Regions from separate parts of the Mus musculus genome. Here all the other regions are linked to region 2. The links are chromatin loops, found by intact Hi-C in ENCODE. Cell type or tissue: heart. All regions are shown on one strand.

Region 1 (5,000 bases), 120 kb after region 2:
TCTTGGCTGAATATCTGATACCTCAGGTCAAAGAGCACTTTCAGTATTTTTCAGGGTAGAGCAATATTTTGATATTATAAGTCAACTGTTGAGAATGTTATTTTGCATAAACACACAGCTCAAGGGGGCAGACCTCCGTTCACTACCATTGCAGGATTACTGCAGAGTCTGTTCTTATCCAAGCACAAATCCACTCAATGACTTTCAGTAAAACTCAAGTCAGCATCGCAAATAGTGATTTTTAAAATCAAACATTCTAACATAACAAAATGCAAAAAATCTATGCAAAAATGCTATGTGTGGTATGATGGTAGAAAGGTATTAAATGCCATTGTTTTCCATGATTTAAACATTATGTTTCAATAAAAGTAAGAAGCTTTGTACAGGATAACTGACACAACTCATCACAGACAGTCTCAAGTTGGAGCTAAGATGTTTCCAACAGTGTTGGCTGGTTTGCAGCTGGCTGGTGTACACAATACAAAGCGTGCATACACACCATGTGTCAGGACTCAAAGCTACAGTGAAGTCACCCCATGCTTCAGACTTGTTACATGGTTCATTTTAAATTAATTGTTGGTCACTTCGCATTGAGAAATCTTCACCGTTATAGCGCTTCCCGACCCCTTTCCCCATTCAGTGAAGTGATGCCACACGGGGCTGTGACCCACAGTTACAACCTTAATGTGTCACGTGCATTCTGCACGGCTTTGCTTTCTGAGATGTAGGCTAAGGTTTCCCATGGAGCCCACTGGCTCCTAGAAGAACAGTGTTAGAGTTAAACTGTCTCTTCGTGAAATTCGCAGACTAAAGTCTTAACTCCAGTGCAGTGGTTCTCAGTGTTCCTAATGCTGAGACCTTTTAATACAGTTCCTCATGTCGTGGGGACCCCTCAATTATAAAGTTATTTTTGTTGCTACTTCATAACTGTAATTTTGCTACTGTTATGAATCATAATATAAACATTTTTGGAGATGAAAGTCTGCCAGGGGGTCACGAACTACAGGTTGAAAACCACTGCCTTAGTTCCTCAGTATCTGGAGATAGGGTTTTTAAAGGTTTCTTCGTTAAAAGGTCACCAGAATAGACCCTAACTAGCTGGTGTATGTAAAAGAATGAAATCTTAGGACAGAACACGCACAGAGAAAGACTGAGAAGGCACGGTGTGGCCATCCGCAAGCCAAGAGGCCTCAGAAGAAACAAACCACCCTGTTAACTGCTGGCCTAGGATTCTAGACTGTGAGAAATTTGTAACTTGTTACAGTGACCCCTAGAAAACTGCACTAGAAAACTATTACAGGCAGCCATTACGTCCACAGAAGTCAGATACCAGAGTATTTTTTTTCTCACCATAGTGCACATTGAGATAAGAACTAGGCATAGATATGCATCTGTGCACATGTGTGAGACTACCCCTGGGGGAATGCTCACACTAGAAAATGCTACGTCATTAGGATTTGGGTTTTCAAATTTATGGGATGCTGCCGAAATGCTCTCAAACATGGCTACATCAAGTTCCACCCTCCACAGCAGGGGAAGGAAATAGCAGCTCCCTCACAACCTTGCCTACATTTGATATTTTCAAACTTAAAAAATTTCTGCCAGCGTGGTTGGGGAAAAAAATCCTCATTATATTAACCGCAATTCCCTAATTATGTCTGAAGTCAAATATTTGAATATGTTTATGTATTCATATTTACATTCTATACATTTTTGGTTCACAGCCATCACCTATTTTTCCTTTGTGTTGAAGAGTTTGTTTTTTTTTTTTTCTACCTAATCTGTAGGGATTACCTACTTTCTTGATAATAATCCTGCCTGCTAGGTATTCTGTGAATACCTTTGCTGGGGCTACAGCGTGTCTCTTAATCTTATTCATTAAGGGTTTTAATTAGGTATAATCAGACACGGACCCATTAATAGTTTGCTTTTCTTTAATGCTGTCTTAAAGAAAACCCTTTCTCGGCAAAAATTCATGAAGCTGTTGCCTTATCATTTATTCTAATAGTTTGGAATTTTTTTCCCATTTAGATCTTCATTTCTATGATGTAAAAAGGTAGGGATTTTTTTTTTTCTTCTCCATTTGAAGGCGAATTGGCCCAACATTTATTGAAATACCAACTACTCACTTCAGGCTTAAAACAAAGTCCGGTGCCCCTCCCCTCCGTCCAAGAGCATCTCATTTTAAGTGGTGTGTTTTCTGAATTACCACAATGTATTAGGAGGAAACTGTACCACTTGGTGGGTGAGCAAGTTGGCCTAAATGGATATTTGGAGATGAGCCAAGCAAATGCTACGGGTACCTGCCAAGACCTGGTTTTGATGTTGGAAGAGCTGACCTGAAGACATTCGTCACAGTCACTGACTAGCAGGGCCAGGCGTCTTCTGAGGCTACCGTCTCAGTAAACTGCCAGTGGCCATGGAGAGAAGACTTGTTCTTCCTTGTTTCCCTCAAGGGAATATGCTTCCTGTTCTCCAGAGCAGTGGCCCCTGCGTAGAAATCTCCGGAATCATATGCTGAAGCCAGCCATAAAGTCAGTCTCCTCTGGAGGACAGGGGCAGGATGCCGGTTCTTGGCATCTCTTAATGTCTCAGCCTGTGTCTATATTACTCACCAGAAACAATAATCACTCATGTGAGTGGAGTGGGGAGCAAGTAGGTGAAACTCCCAATATAACAAACGAGTACTCCATTTAGACAGGTAGGAAATCGTGGTGCTGGGGGAGGGGGACCCCTAATCTGCCTAGGAGGAAACATCTGGAGATTTCCTTTCGGAGGGGGGTTGGAGGTTGGTATTGTACTTATCTATTTATTTGAATAATTTAGATCATTGGTTTTCAAATATTTCCTAGCCACAGAACACTACTTAAACTAGGTCTCTTTCAGGACAACACTGAAAACAGGCAAAATAAGAATATCCTGTTTAAAACTGCCAGGAGGCCCCTGTGCAATTTCCTGTTAAAAACCTACGCTTAAAGCCCATGTATATGAGATCCGGAAGGCATTGGAATTCTCCTTTGCAATCGTATACCTGACTCCAAAATTCATACTGCTATTGACCCTACTCCTTCCAACACTTGCTGTTTTCTAGGCTTTGGAGCAGACACTGAGAAAGAGGAGGATGGCTTGGAGATAGGAAACTCTAAGCACAAGTCTGAATTCTGAATGGCAGACCGTTGACTGTCAGGGAAGGCAGGGAGGATACAGGGTGGTGGGTAGGCAGTTTGTGGAGAGATTCATGGGGCATCTGCTGGCTGTAGCAGGTGCTGAAACTGGAGAGGCAGGCAAGACTAGTTATTATTGCCCGGTGGACCTTTCTAAGTTTAGATTTGGAAGTCCACGGGGAAGGGTGCAAGGATTTGAAGCAGGAGACTGACATGGTCTTATTTGTGTATCAAAAGAATCCCTTTGGCCAAAGCATGTGTTGAAACAGGACACGGCTGAGCCAGGAGGACGGCATGAGATCATCCCCTCCACCCACGGAGGAGTTGAATGAGGTCATCTGACAGTAAGCTGTTGGTGGAAAGGAGGTAGAGGTGTGACTATGACAGAATGGTTGTTGGAGGGAGGAGGAAAATGGAAGTGACTATGATTCCTGACATTTTAAACTGTGTAACTAGTGCCATTCAATAAAGCAAGGGAGACAGGATAAAGGGTTGGGGCAATAGCTGATTAGCATCCATTGGGGGACATTTTGTTTGATGTGCCTCTAAGGCAACAAGACAGAACTGTCCAATCATCAACTTCGGAGCCCAGGATGGGCATGTGAGATGGAGGAGGAGGCATGGAAGCCATCCTCTGCAAAGAGGGTAGTGGTCAAGAAGCCCTCAGGAGGACAGCAATGGAGAAGTCAGGAGAAGGGGCCCATGAAATAGGCTGAGGTGGCTCAACGAAAAGGAGGAGGGAGCCAGGGAAGTGGGGGTCACAGAGGCAAAGGTGGGGCTTGTGAAGAGGGGGTGTTATCAGCAGGAACAAGTGCCGTTCAGATCACAAGAAGGCAAGGCCCAGAAGATCCATGGAGCACACACACCCGGGGTCTACCGGGATGGATCACAGGGGTTTGAGCTGAGAGTGCTGTGTGCCAGGACTTGGGTAGTGAATGGGCAGTGATGGTCTGTCTGCTCCCTAAGGCCTGCGGCAATGGAGGAGGTGTGAATGCCTAGGGTAGCAGTTCTCAACCCGGATGTTGCAACCCCTTTACGGGTCGAAGGGTCCCTTTCACAGGGATTGCATATCAGATATCCTGCATATCAGATATTTACATTATGATTCATGACAGTAGCAAAATTACAGTTATGAAGTAGCAGCAAAAATAATTTTATGGTGGTGTGAGGGGATTGTCACCACAACATGAAGGAGTGTATTAAAGGGTCGCAGTGTTAGGAAGGTTGAGAACCACAGTCCTGGAAGAAACATTGCTTCCATGCTGAGAAGAGTGACAGGCAGGAACCAGTTAGACCAGCAACTTCCAATTCCAGCTGAACCCTAAAAGCATCTTTGGAATTTTTCTTTTACTATCAAAACCTGTAGATGTAGATTCAACTGGTCCATGGTAGAGCATGAGCAAGCATACATTTTTTAAGAGTGTAGTATTCTCCTTATTCCTTCCACCCACTTTGTTTGTTTCTTTGTGGTGATGCTGAGGATAGAACTCTCATTGAATTATACCCTTAACCAAGCCATTCCCCACATGGATCAAGAAAAGACTGATGTAGGTGGTTATGGTAGTTTAAATAAGAAATGCCTCCCAATGGTTCGTATATTTAAAAACTTGCTCCTCAGTTGTTGATGCTGTTTGGGGGAGCTTATGAAACCTCTGGGATGTGCAGCCTTGGTGGAGGAATTACGTCACTAGGGGCGGGCTTTGAGGGTTTATAGCTCTGCTTCACTACTTCTTTTTTTTTCCATTCTAATCTTTAATCATAAGTATGGACTGCTGACATTCCATGTAGGAGTATCACAGCTAATATTATATATTTTTTATTTTAATTTTTAAATTT
Region 2 (5,000 bases):
GGACACTACATGGCTCTAAGCTATTTGCTACACCATCAATATAGGATATTAAATAAGCATTAAGACATATTTAGGAACTCTTTCATCTCTCCCCCCACTCCTTGAGGCAATCAGTTGAGAAAAACAAGGGAGATGTGATATTCTTTTAGAAGTACCAAACTGCAATTTAAATAAAATTTAAAACCTTTTTAAGAAAAGGGTCCAGTGCAGTGCTAAATATACCACATATGGAGAGAAGTTATTTGAAACACAAATATAAAGACCTTGAAATTAAGGAGTCTGGCAGGGTGGGGGTGGTGTACACCTTTAATCTCAGCATTTAGAAGACAGAGGCAGGTGGATCTCTGTGAGTTTGAGGCCAGCCTGCTCTACAGAGTGAGTTCCAGGACAGCCAGGGCTACACAGAGGAATCCTGCCTTAAATAAATAAATAAATAAATATTTTAAAAGGGGTGCTGGAGAGATGGCTCAGTAGTTAAGAGGTCTCTTCCAGAGGGCCTGTGTTCGGATCCCAGCACCTACACGAGAGGGCTCACAACAGTCCGGAACTTCAGCTCCAAGGACTTCTGGTATGTGTCCACACCCACATGCAGATACATACACCTAAGCATAATTAATAATAATAAATACTAAAAAAAAAAAAAACCACCTTACCATTTAAAGATTGTCATGGATACAACAGGTCAAATTCTAGCCACTGTGTTGATTGTTATATCGACAAGTTTTACTGAAGCACCTCAAAGTCAAAATTTAGGAGAGGTATGTTTGGTTATTCTCTGCTTAGCAAAATGAGTGAAAAGGGGGCGCTGGAGGAGGTGACTAAACTTTTCTCCTTGGTATTCCTCACCATGAATAAGATATAGCTGATATGTGTGCTAACGGCCTGGAGGACCGCCCCACCCACCCAAAATAGCCTCAATAAAAAAACCAAAAACAAAAACGGGAAAGCACCGCTCTCCATTCACGGGAGAGGAAATGCATCTAATCAACTGGGCAGTCATATTTGCAGTCTGGAAATGGTCCTCGCTCCACTTAGGAGCACCTCCTCCCCCTGCTCAGCCACCAAGAACACCCTGCCCTTTGCTCCCCTGAGCACCAGGCATAGCCCAAGGGAACCTGTCCAACCCCCCAGAGACCTTCATGATCAAACACCTCAACTCCACCTGGAACCGGCTTGCAAGCCCGGAAACACTTCATAACGCCTTTGCCAAATGACCCTGCCTCCGCTGGCTGCATTCTGGTCTCTAAGTCTGTAAAAAAGGACTTTTGTTCTAACAGGAGAGACACACCTCTAGAAGCAGACACATAGTTCTACAATTAATGGCTCAAATGTACTCTTTGCAGCCTTCCTCTTGCTTAACTCAGAGGATCCAAAATGCTAAGTAAGCATGAACGCTCACACTGGCTTTCAGGCTCTTCCCTGAACTATTTTCAATAAAAATACAGTTATGAAATCCAGAGGGCTCTGTTTTTTGGTTGTTGTTGTAAAATGACCTTGGTTTGACAGGCATGGTCTCAGGTTTCAACAGATGTTGTGGGAAAGCTAACAGAAGCCAGCAAGTTCTCCAAGCATCTGTGATGACATGCAGGGCTTTTTTTTTCCCCCCTAAGTGGTGGTCATGGTAGTGAATGCATGTGTGGTGGGGGTGGGGTGGGGTTACACTTCTCAGTTTCTATGACAACCATGTCTCCATTCCTGGGTTACTAGATACCATCTACTTCCTGTGTCTAAATATTTAAACCAATCAGAAAAGTGTTTATACGGTTAACAACTTCTGGGACCCAGCTTCTTTAATGAGGCACTTTAAGGCTCAAATGAAGATGTCCAGAGAGGCTGCAGGCTGTCTTATAGAGATCCCGCTTCATCCCCTATCTCTAATTCTGCCTTCTGTGGTAAAAGACCCCCCCACCCCCGCCCCTTCTTGGATGTGAATTGTATTCTGCTCAAAGCAGACGCCACAATTTCTTGCAATAGTCTGCAAGCTGATCGGGATTGCTTGCCTTTCATTGTCTGTTTTCCCTTCCACTGTCTAAAGACTTAGATTTAGCGCGAGAAACATACTAATTCACAAGGCACTTAAATTATCAAAGTAATGATACAGTTAAGCTTCCATCTGTTGGTGTAGCTATTTAAATGCTCAGATGAAAAAAAAATTAGGAAAAATTAATTCCAAGTTGAGCAACTTTGCATCCTACAACTTATGGAGAGAAATCACTGTGAAGCCCCACATCTATCAGTGCGAGCTAGAAGCTGACATCTGCAGAGAAATTTGTCACCAAAATGGCCTACTTTATCTGGATAGAAACAACAACACAAAATTAAAGATAAAGACACCCAGAGCGAGCCAGATGCACCCAGATCAAAAGAGAAACCAGGCAGGAACCCATGTACAAGCCGGCAGATCTGAAATTAAGACGAGGTTTTAAAAGACGGTTTCGGGTGACTGTTTTCCTAAGTCCCCATCAGACTGACCAATCAGTGTGAGAGTTAGAGCGGGCTCCAGACATTCGTGCAGTCTTCAGGGCTCTCTGCACCCTCAGAGCTGCTCCCCCTGGCTAAGGCAGAGCTGGAGATCAATGGAAAAAACAGGGAACAAAAGGGAAATACTGATGTCTTCCTCAGCTCCGAGAGCCATCCCCATTTTCCTCAATGAGCCGGTAGCACCCAGCCTACAACAGCGCCACGGGGAGCTTCCACCAGCCCGGTCCAGTCCTTTCCGGGCTGGCAGTTTCGCCTTCGCAATCCTGTGTCCCAACGCTAGCATAACCTGGTGACGGAAGGCTCCCGGAGCCCAACCAATTGAAACTAATAAATTAAATAAATTAATAACCCCCACGATTAAAAGCTCCCAAGAAAGACCGCGTTCCCCTTTCCCAAATGTCATTCCCAGACTATAAACAAAGCATGAAAAATAGTCTCCCGGGCTAGGAATCTGGTTTTTTTTTTTTTTTTTTTTTTTTTTTTTTTTTTTTTTTCTCCTCAATGCAACGTTTTTCTCCAAAAACAGAAACACTCCTGCTTCCTTCAATGGACATTCTGGTTTGTCCATGTCACGCCGGGATATGAAGCTCCGGTATTTGAAAAAGAGGTTTAAACTGCCCATAGACACTCTGTTTATAATTGATAGCAAAACAGTTACGACAGCGATGCTGTAACTCTGCCCCAGCCAAACTCCACATTTAACACGTTAGTTCCTTGAAAATACAAGTCATGCCTGAGGACCCTCCAGAGCCGCCTCCCTCCGAAGTCATTAACGGAATTACATCAATTATTCGGTAATTTTTATAAATATCCATTGTCTGCTAATTTTTTAAATTAAAATGTAAACCCAGCTATCTACAAATTCCAGAAAAAAACTTTTCTTTCTTTTCTTTCTTTCTTTTTTAAATGAACTTACTTTTGAGACAAAAACTAATGAAAATAACCAACTCGCCATCCCTGGATCTTTCCCATTCTGGGCTGCATGCTATAAATCAATCCAAAACTAGGAGCACAGATGGGGGCGGACACCTTAAGATAAAAAGCCAAGGGTGCCCCCCAAAATGGGCAGCCTGGGCAGCGAGGCTCGGGGTGACAATGCTAACCCGGGCAGAGGCTCGCTAGGCAGCCAGAGAGCCGCATTTTCCTTACCTTCGATCGCCTGCCCCCCAGCTGCTTCTCGCGGCCGCATTGGGGGGCTGCGGCGGCGCTGGACTCGCGGGGGGCCCCGCCGCCGGCTCGCGCCGTCTCCCAGCCGAGCTGCACCGACCGCGGCCGGAACACCCGGCTCCAGCGCCCGGCGCCTGCCCGGGGTCGGCGGCTCGGCTCCCACCCGGGCCCGGAGTCCTGCTGGGTCCTAGCGCTCGCCGTCCGGGCCGCGGCCCGCTCTGCAGCCTGCACGTACTGAGGGGCAGCCGGGGAGGGGGAGCCCTGGGAAAGCACGAGCGGGAAAGCCGAGCCGCCGTGGGTGCGGAGAAAGCAGAGCTCAGTGCCAAAGCCTGGGTGTGCAAAGAAAGGCGCTGGCTCCAGCCGAATTCCCAGAAGGCAGATGCTAGAATCTGCAGCCCCGGCGGAAAGCACAAGCGTGGCCGGGAGGGTTGCTCCGTGCACCTGTGGTATAGAGTGCGCTCACAGAAGGTAAGAGACATCGCGGGATCCTCAGAGATTTCAGAATATCGGGGAGAAAAAAAGTGGACAATTTGTGCGCTTGAAACCAGTTTCCCCCCAATTTGTCCCCGTTAGAAGTTTTTTGGTTTTTTTTTTTTCCATTTTGCTTTCTCTAGCTTTATAATTTGTGTTTTAAATAACAAAGCCCCATATGGCTCACCACGTAGTCATCTGATTTTCAAAAGACCTCTAAAATTACATCAAAATATGCACCCATGTATCTCCTAAGAAATCAACTAGAGAGAATTAATGGTGGCATATGGTGTGCCTCGTAGAGAAAACTTAATTACAAATTAAAACAAATGCGAAAATTCCCAAATCCCATAAACCAAAAGTAAATTATGATCCTGGATTGATTCACAAATCAGCTCGTGCGCCATTAGAAGGACTGTAAAAATTCTACGTTTCTTTCTGAACAAGTGTGTTACCTTGCAAGAGTTCACTAAACCAATGGCTCCCAGCCCCTCCCCCATCCCACCCATACTCAACCCCACCTCCACCCCATCTTCCACCCTCCTGGCTCTCTACTGTGGCCTAACTGGAATCTCGCAGGTTCTCCTTTAAGAAGACAATTCCATTAGCCCCTAATTCATGATAACAGTGCTTTAGTTGGGGAAACCTGTTTGAAAGGCTTGGCAACTGAAAAGTATTCTTTCAGGGATTCCTACAGTCTAAGTTAGAAGGTCACAGTTCAGCCAGACTGCTAATAGCAACAACCGCCTGTGCTGTGGTTTACACCAAAAAGAAAACTAAAACCGTGGCTTCTGACTTCTATTTTGAGAGCAGGAAATGTCCCTTTGAGAAGTGCTGTGGCCTCTCCCTTCCAGCGATAGAAGATTTTTAAAACATTATAA
Region 3 (5,000 bases), 220 kb before region 2:
GTGAGAGGCAATTCCTGATGCTGTCTGACTCACTCAGCTGTGGCACTTTGTCAGGGTGGCCTATGTAAATTAATACAATGGCTAACTCACCTGGCTCTTCGAATTTTAGTTAAAAACAGTATTTAGGACAAAAAAAAGAGAGAGAAAACAGGTGTAGGGGAACATTCTAACAAAATCTTGGAAAACAGGCGCAAGCCAACAGACTGCAATGTTTAGCATTCTGTTTGGATGGGAACAAGGTTTGGGGCAGTGTTTTCAGACTCCTGGATTTCCTCACAGAGCTTCCAGCCACCTGCAGCTTAGGCCAGGGCTGCTGCCAAGCACACCTGCAAGGGACAGCATTAGCTGCCCTTCTTGTATAATCACTGTCTTCTCTCACATGCCAAACACCAGCTCTGTGGAAGCCAAACACTACCCAGGTGCCCTTCACAGTGGCTCCACATGGGGCTGACAAGGACCCCTTGAGTCACAGTAGACCTGGCCAGATCAGGTTAACTCAGCATTTTGGTATCTGTTTATGGCTGGCTGTTCCACTTCCGGCCTCCTGGAATTACATCACCAAGTGGCCTGGTACAGAGAAATTCTTCACCAGTTTCGGTGTGAGCTCTCACACCATAGGCTGGCTTCTCAAGCAAACCCTTTCCAAGGCATGGAGAGAGCACCGTGCTCTCTGGATTCAAATCATGAAGATGTGGGCTGGAATCGCCTCACTAGTGATCTGATGGACTTGACATCTAAGCACCTTGATATGGAAGGAGCTGGTTAACTGCAAGGGACAGAACTGGATCTGAAGTGGTCATCTGGAAATCATTTACTGTAAAAGCCCTAGTTCATCTGCATTTTCATGCCCGTGCTAAGACTCTAGAGAAGTCATTAGGTTACAGCCAGCTCACAATACCTCTGGCCTGTGTGTATTCTACTTGCTACCCCCAGAGTTCTATTATAATCCTTCAAATTATTAAATAATTGCAGTGTTTCCCTGGGGGTCACATTTGGCAACAAGGCACTGGCCTAAATGAACCAATGACACGACCCAGTGAATAACACTTACATTTTTAACTTGCTAGAAGCAAACGGGTGTGACATACTTCTAAGGGAGAAACTAGAGAAACTAGTGGGGTGGGCTTGGAAACTGAATATCGACAGTATTGCAATAATTAGTGCCAGGCTCCCCACCAACCCCATAAAAAAGCAACTCTCTAACCCCAATCCCAGCTTCTATTTCAGGAATGGCTACCATCACAAGAAGAGAGGCAGGCATATGGCTCTCCCCTTCTGGACATTCCTACAATGTAGGCTAGGCTGCTCTGGAAAATCCCATCTCTTCCTCCTACAGCTATATGACCTCGAGTTGTCATTTCAAATAAAGTATGCTTCCACTGATTTTTATGAACACAGACAAAAGCAGCTACAACCTTCCTTCCCCCAGCCCCCCAAAAATACCCTTGCGAACCAACTGTAGTTGCTATGTAGGGTTATTTGTTTCTAAGGCAACAGCTTATGTCTAAGTACTAATGGCCTGTCCTTTTGCCAGGCAACAAACAGCCTTGTGATGCAAGTGCACCTGTCTCAGCTACGCGTTACTATGGAGACACTCCAGTTACTATGGCTACCATCACGCTAATCGCCTAGCAAAGGCAGACATACAGCAGTCTTCTCATAGAGCCCAGCTGCTTCTCCCGTCTCTTGCCGGAGACTGATTGTCTAGGGTCTGTGATGGAACGCACAAGAACTTCATTAATGCCACGTTGGAAGGCTCACTCTGTGTGCCCTCCTGCAGAATAAACATCAGAACAGAAAAATCTGCAAGTGGACTGTAAAATTCCCCAGCCTTCTGACACCGGGCCATTCCCAATTAACATAAATGTCTACTCCACTGGCAGTTTCTCTTAACCAGTTAACAAAGGAAATGCTGCTACATGCCTTCTAGAACTTCTTGGTAGGGGACTGGAAAGATGGTTTAGTGATCTAAGAGCACCGGCTGCTCCTCCAGAGGATCCAGGTTCAATTCCTAGCACTGACACAGTGGCTCAAATCGCCTGTAATTCCAGTTCCAGGGGATGCAATGCCCTCTTCTGGCCTCCACAGTCACCAAGCATTCAAATGCTACACAGACATAAATGAAAGTGAAACAGCTGTACACTTAAATAAAGTAATTTTCAAACTTTCTTAGTGGGCCTGATGACAAGCACCGTGAAGAGCTAAGACTCCATCCACAGGTTGAAATCCGGCTCTTTGTTCTGTAAGGCCCTTTCTTCTAACTTAGCACTGACATGCTTTTTAAACTGTGACAATCTACCTAACACCCCTCCCATTGTATATTTGTAAAAATGCACTCATGACCTCAGTCTCATGACAGCCAGACACGTGAGGAGGGAAAGTGGCCATGGTTCTCAAGACAAACACTTAGTAACCACAACAAACCCATCACTCAGGAGCCTGTCGACATGGAAACCGGATGACAACAACCGAGCCTGCCTTCTTTCCACATCTCTAGAGGCAGGCCATGGGAAGGTGGAATCACCTGTGTGCCTCACCGCTCTTATTCCAACAAAGCGTGACCCGCAGAGATAGAAAAGCTGTCCACTTTCCTCTGTAACCGATTCTACCCAGGAAGACGCTATTTACCTACCAGGAGCCCTTCCGGAGCCACACCCGCTCAGTCGGAGCTACAGAAGCGGTAAGCTTCCCAGGAAATGCATAGCCAATGGATGTGCCTCCTCATCAGACTTAATTCTTTTTCCCATTAGTCTGTAGTTATTTTTAAAACATTCATACGGCCTACTAAATTAGTTTTAGAGACTGTCTCTGCTAAAATAACAAAATTCCAGGAGACTTTAAGAAAACAAAAACCCCCGATAGTGCGAGTCACTTACCTTTGATAAGCCTGAGGAGTAGGAGGTGGGTGGTAAGGTGTCTTTTTCAGAGCCTGAATTAGATTTTGTCTATACTCTGGGTCGATGCACCACAATGACCCTTTCCCAATACTCTGCAAAGAAAAATTAAAATGAAAACATATTAATACAGTACAGAGAATTTTGTGGTAGGCAAATACAGGGCTATATTGTAGTTATTCTCCAAAGTTTCCTGTTCATTTGCTAATGATTTCTCAGGCTGACAACAGGACACCATTAAATGCTCTCTGCTCCTCTTTGCCCCGAGTAGATGAGGTCAGATGAACATGTAGCTACCAGATTATGTTGATGCAATAACATGACTGTCAAATCTGAACTACCCCCAACCCAAAATCCCTTATTTCTCAGTATGAATCTGGAGGAATATTCAGACTCGTCCAGAAGTCTCTAACTTGGCTGACGTTCATGGGCGCTGAGAAGACCTTTCGAAGCTCCATCTCTGCTCTAAAAACCCCAGCTGTTTTAAACCACATTATCTTGGCACGATCTTACAAAAATGGAAACGTAATCCACTCATTGTTTTTGGTATCCCGTCCCCCTTGCTCACAAAAGAACATTTATGCTTGGAATGGAATTTATAATTACCTTCCCCTCAGAAACAAAAGACCTGGCAACAATAGCAAACCTAAGCCAGAATTCAAAGTATTTTTTATTTTTATGGGGGGGGGGTGTCCTTCAGTTCACAGCAATCTGCTCTTGTCTCTAGGAATCTTTAGAAGAGGTCACACTTTAAAAGTGTAAATTGGCTAAAACTGTTCCCTGGGGGGAAGGGGGCAGCTTTCCCTGAAGGCCACTTTTGGGCTGGCTGGAGGCAATTGGTCTGAGATCAGCTTTAACAGTGGGTGGGGGTGGGGAACAGCTGCTCTCGCCTGCCCTGCTTTCAACTGGGTCAGTGTACCCAAACCATTTGAGAAGGTCAACAGTAAATATTTACGGATTTGGAACGAAAAGAAGCTAAATGACCTAGTCCCACCCCACCCATGCTTCCTTTGTAATTTCCCTCACTCTCCTCTACAAAGCCTGGTGGTGTCTTCCAACATTGAGAAAAGCAAACATGAAAACCTTTAAACTAACACAGAGAGGCAGCAAATTACAAGGAGATCACATGGAAGGACCACTAAATCTAAGCCATTCCAAAAAAAAAAAATCTTTGAAGAATTTTCCTAGTCTGCATTTCAGTTATCACGTCACCAAGTAGTGTTCTTACAAGCCTTGTGTGTTCACAGCACTCGTAAATAGTTCTCAAGCCTGTGTAACAGCAGCAGGACACCTAGAATGAACCATTCCCAGTGTTCTGGGGTCAGGGCAGTCCTACAAAGTCATTCATGGTCAAAGGCCATACCCAGAACCATGCCGGTCACCTGGTCCCTGGTCCCAGAGCATCTATGCTGAAGATATATCTGTAGGGTTTAATGATCTGGGCAGTCAAAGATCTCAAAGTCATTTATTTCCTTTCCTGTACATGTTTTTAAGTCTGGCATAGTTTGCAGGGTTTGACCAGACTTTCCAAGTAAAGCAGGTTCTACACCCTCTATCTCTTCCTGTGGAGTATGATGCATGGTGTACTTTAAAAAGGTAAGGTGTGGGCAGAGCCGGGAAGACAGTGAGTTACCACACTGAAGTAAAAGAAGCCATCAAAGCACCCACCAAGCTGCAGGTGGGAGGGCTGGCCTGACCTTCTTCATCCAAGGCTCTCAGTTGAGCCCTGAGCCAGGAGACCAGTGCACAGCATGTCCTAAGCTGCAGGGAAGACCATAGCCAAGATGCAATAGAAACACTTCTGCCAGGAGATGGCCCCAGCAGCAGGCGCCTAACTAGGGGCCTTTGTTTTCATCAACATGGCTGTCAAGGAGGCAGGTGGATTTCTGAGTTTGAGGCCAGCCTGGTCTACAGAGTGAGTTCCGGGGACAGCCAGGGCTACACAGAGAAACCCTGTCTCAAAAACAAAACAAAACAAAACAAAACAAAACAAAACAAAACAAAGATAGCTGTCAAGGCAGGGCAGGTTTCATCTTTCACCCACCTGGAACCCCCCCCCCCCAACAAAGCAATCAGGGCCCAACCAGCCTTCCTGGGTGAGCAACT

The links. Hi-C counts contacts between places; a loop is a spot of excess contacts. Peaks named below come from ENCODE experiments on the same cell type or tissue, not always from the same donor. Only the 100,000 strongest peaks of a DNase experiment are listed, where the experiment ranks them.
Region 1: it touches region 2 in a loop (4-fold over the local background); 2 of 42 quality-filtered maps call a loop at or near these places.
Region 3: a loop joins it to region 2, with 2.4 times the contacts of the local background. A loop is called at or near these places in 4 of 42 quality-filtered maps.

What each region holds. Positions count from the first base shown.
Region 1 is chr12:99,683,349-99,688,348 of GRCm38, forward strand. No RefSeq gene overlaps it. Among named protein-coding and RNA genes, the nearest start is that of Gm19951, 43 kb to the left of the region's middle. In heart, no CTCF peak of the experiment used is centred here; a DNase peak (open chromatin) is centred at 2,603; H3K27ac peaks cover 253 bases.
Region 2 is chr12:99,559,841-99,564,840 of GRCm38, forward strand. It overlaps Gm26839 (predicted gene, 26839), which reads left to right and starts at 4,001. Exons shown (of 4, transcript NR_136760.1): 1 at 4,001-4,116. It also overlaps a transcript of Foxn3 not described here. In heart, a CTCF peak has its summit at 2,685; DNase peaks (open chromatin) are centred at 1,111, 1,601, 2,621 and 3,831; H3K4me3 peaks cover 3,886 bases; H3K27ac peaks cover 3,862 bases.
Region 3 is chr12:99,338,546-99,343,545 of GRCm38, forward strand. Foxn3 (forkhead box N3) reads right to left here. Exons shown (of 6, transcript NM_183186.2): 3 at 2,877-2,989. It overlaps 3300002A11Rik (RIKEN cDNA 3300002A11 gene), which reads left to right and starts at 2,486. Exons shown (of 3, transcript NR_166805.1): 1 at 2,486-2,680. RefSeq lists an enhancer at 75-2,726. In heart, a CTCF peak has its summit at 2,082 (motif pointing left); a DNase peak (open chromatin) is centred at 2,546; H3K27ac peaks cover 591 bases.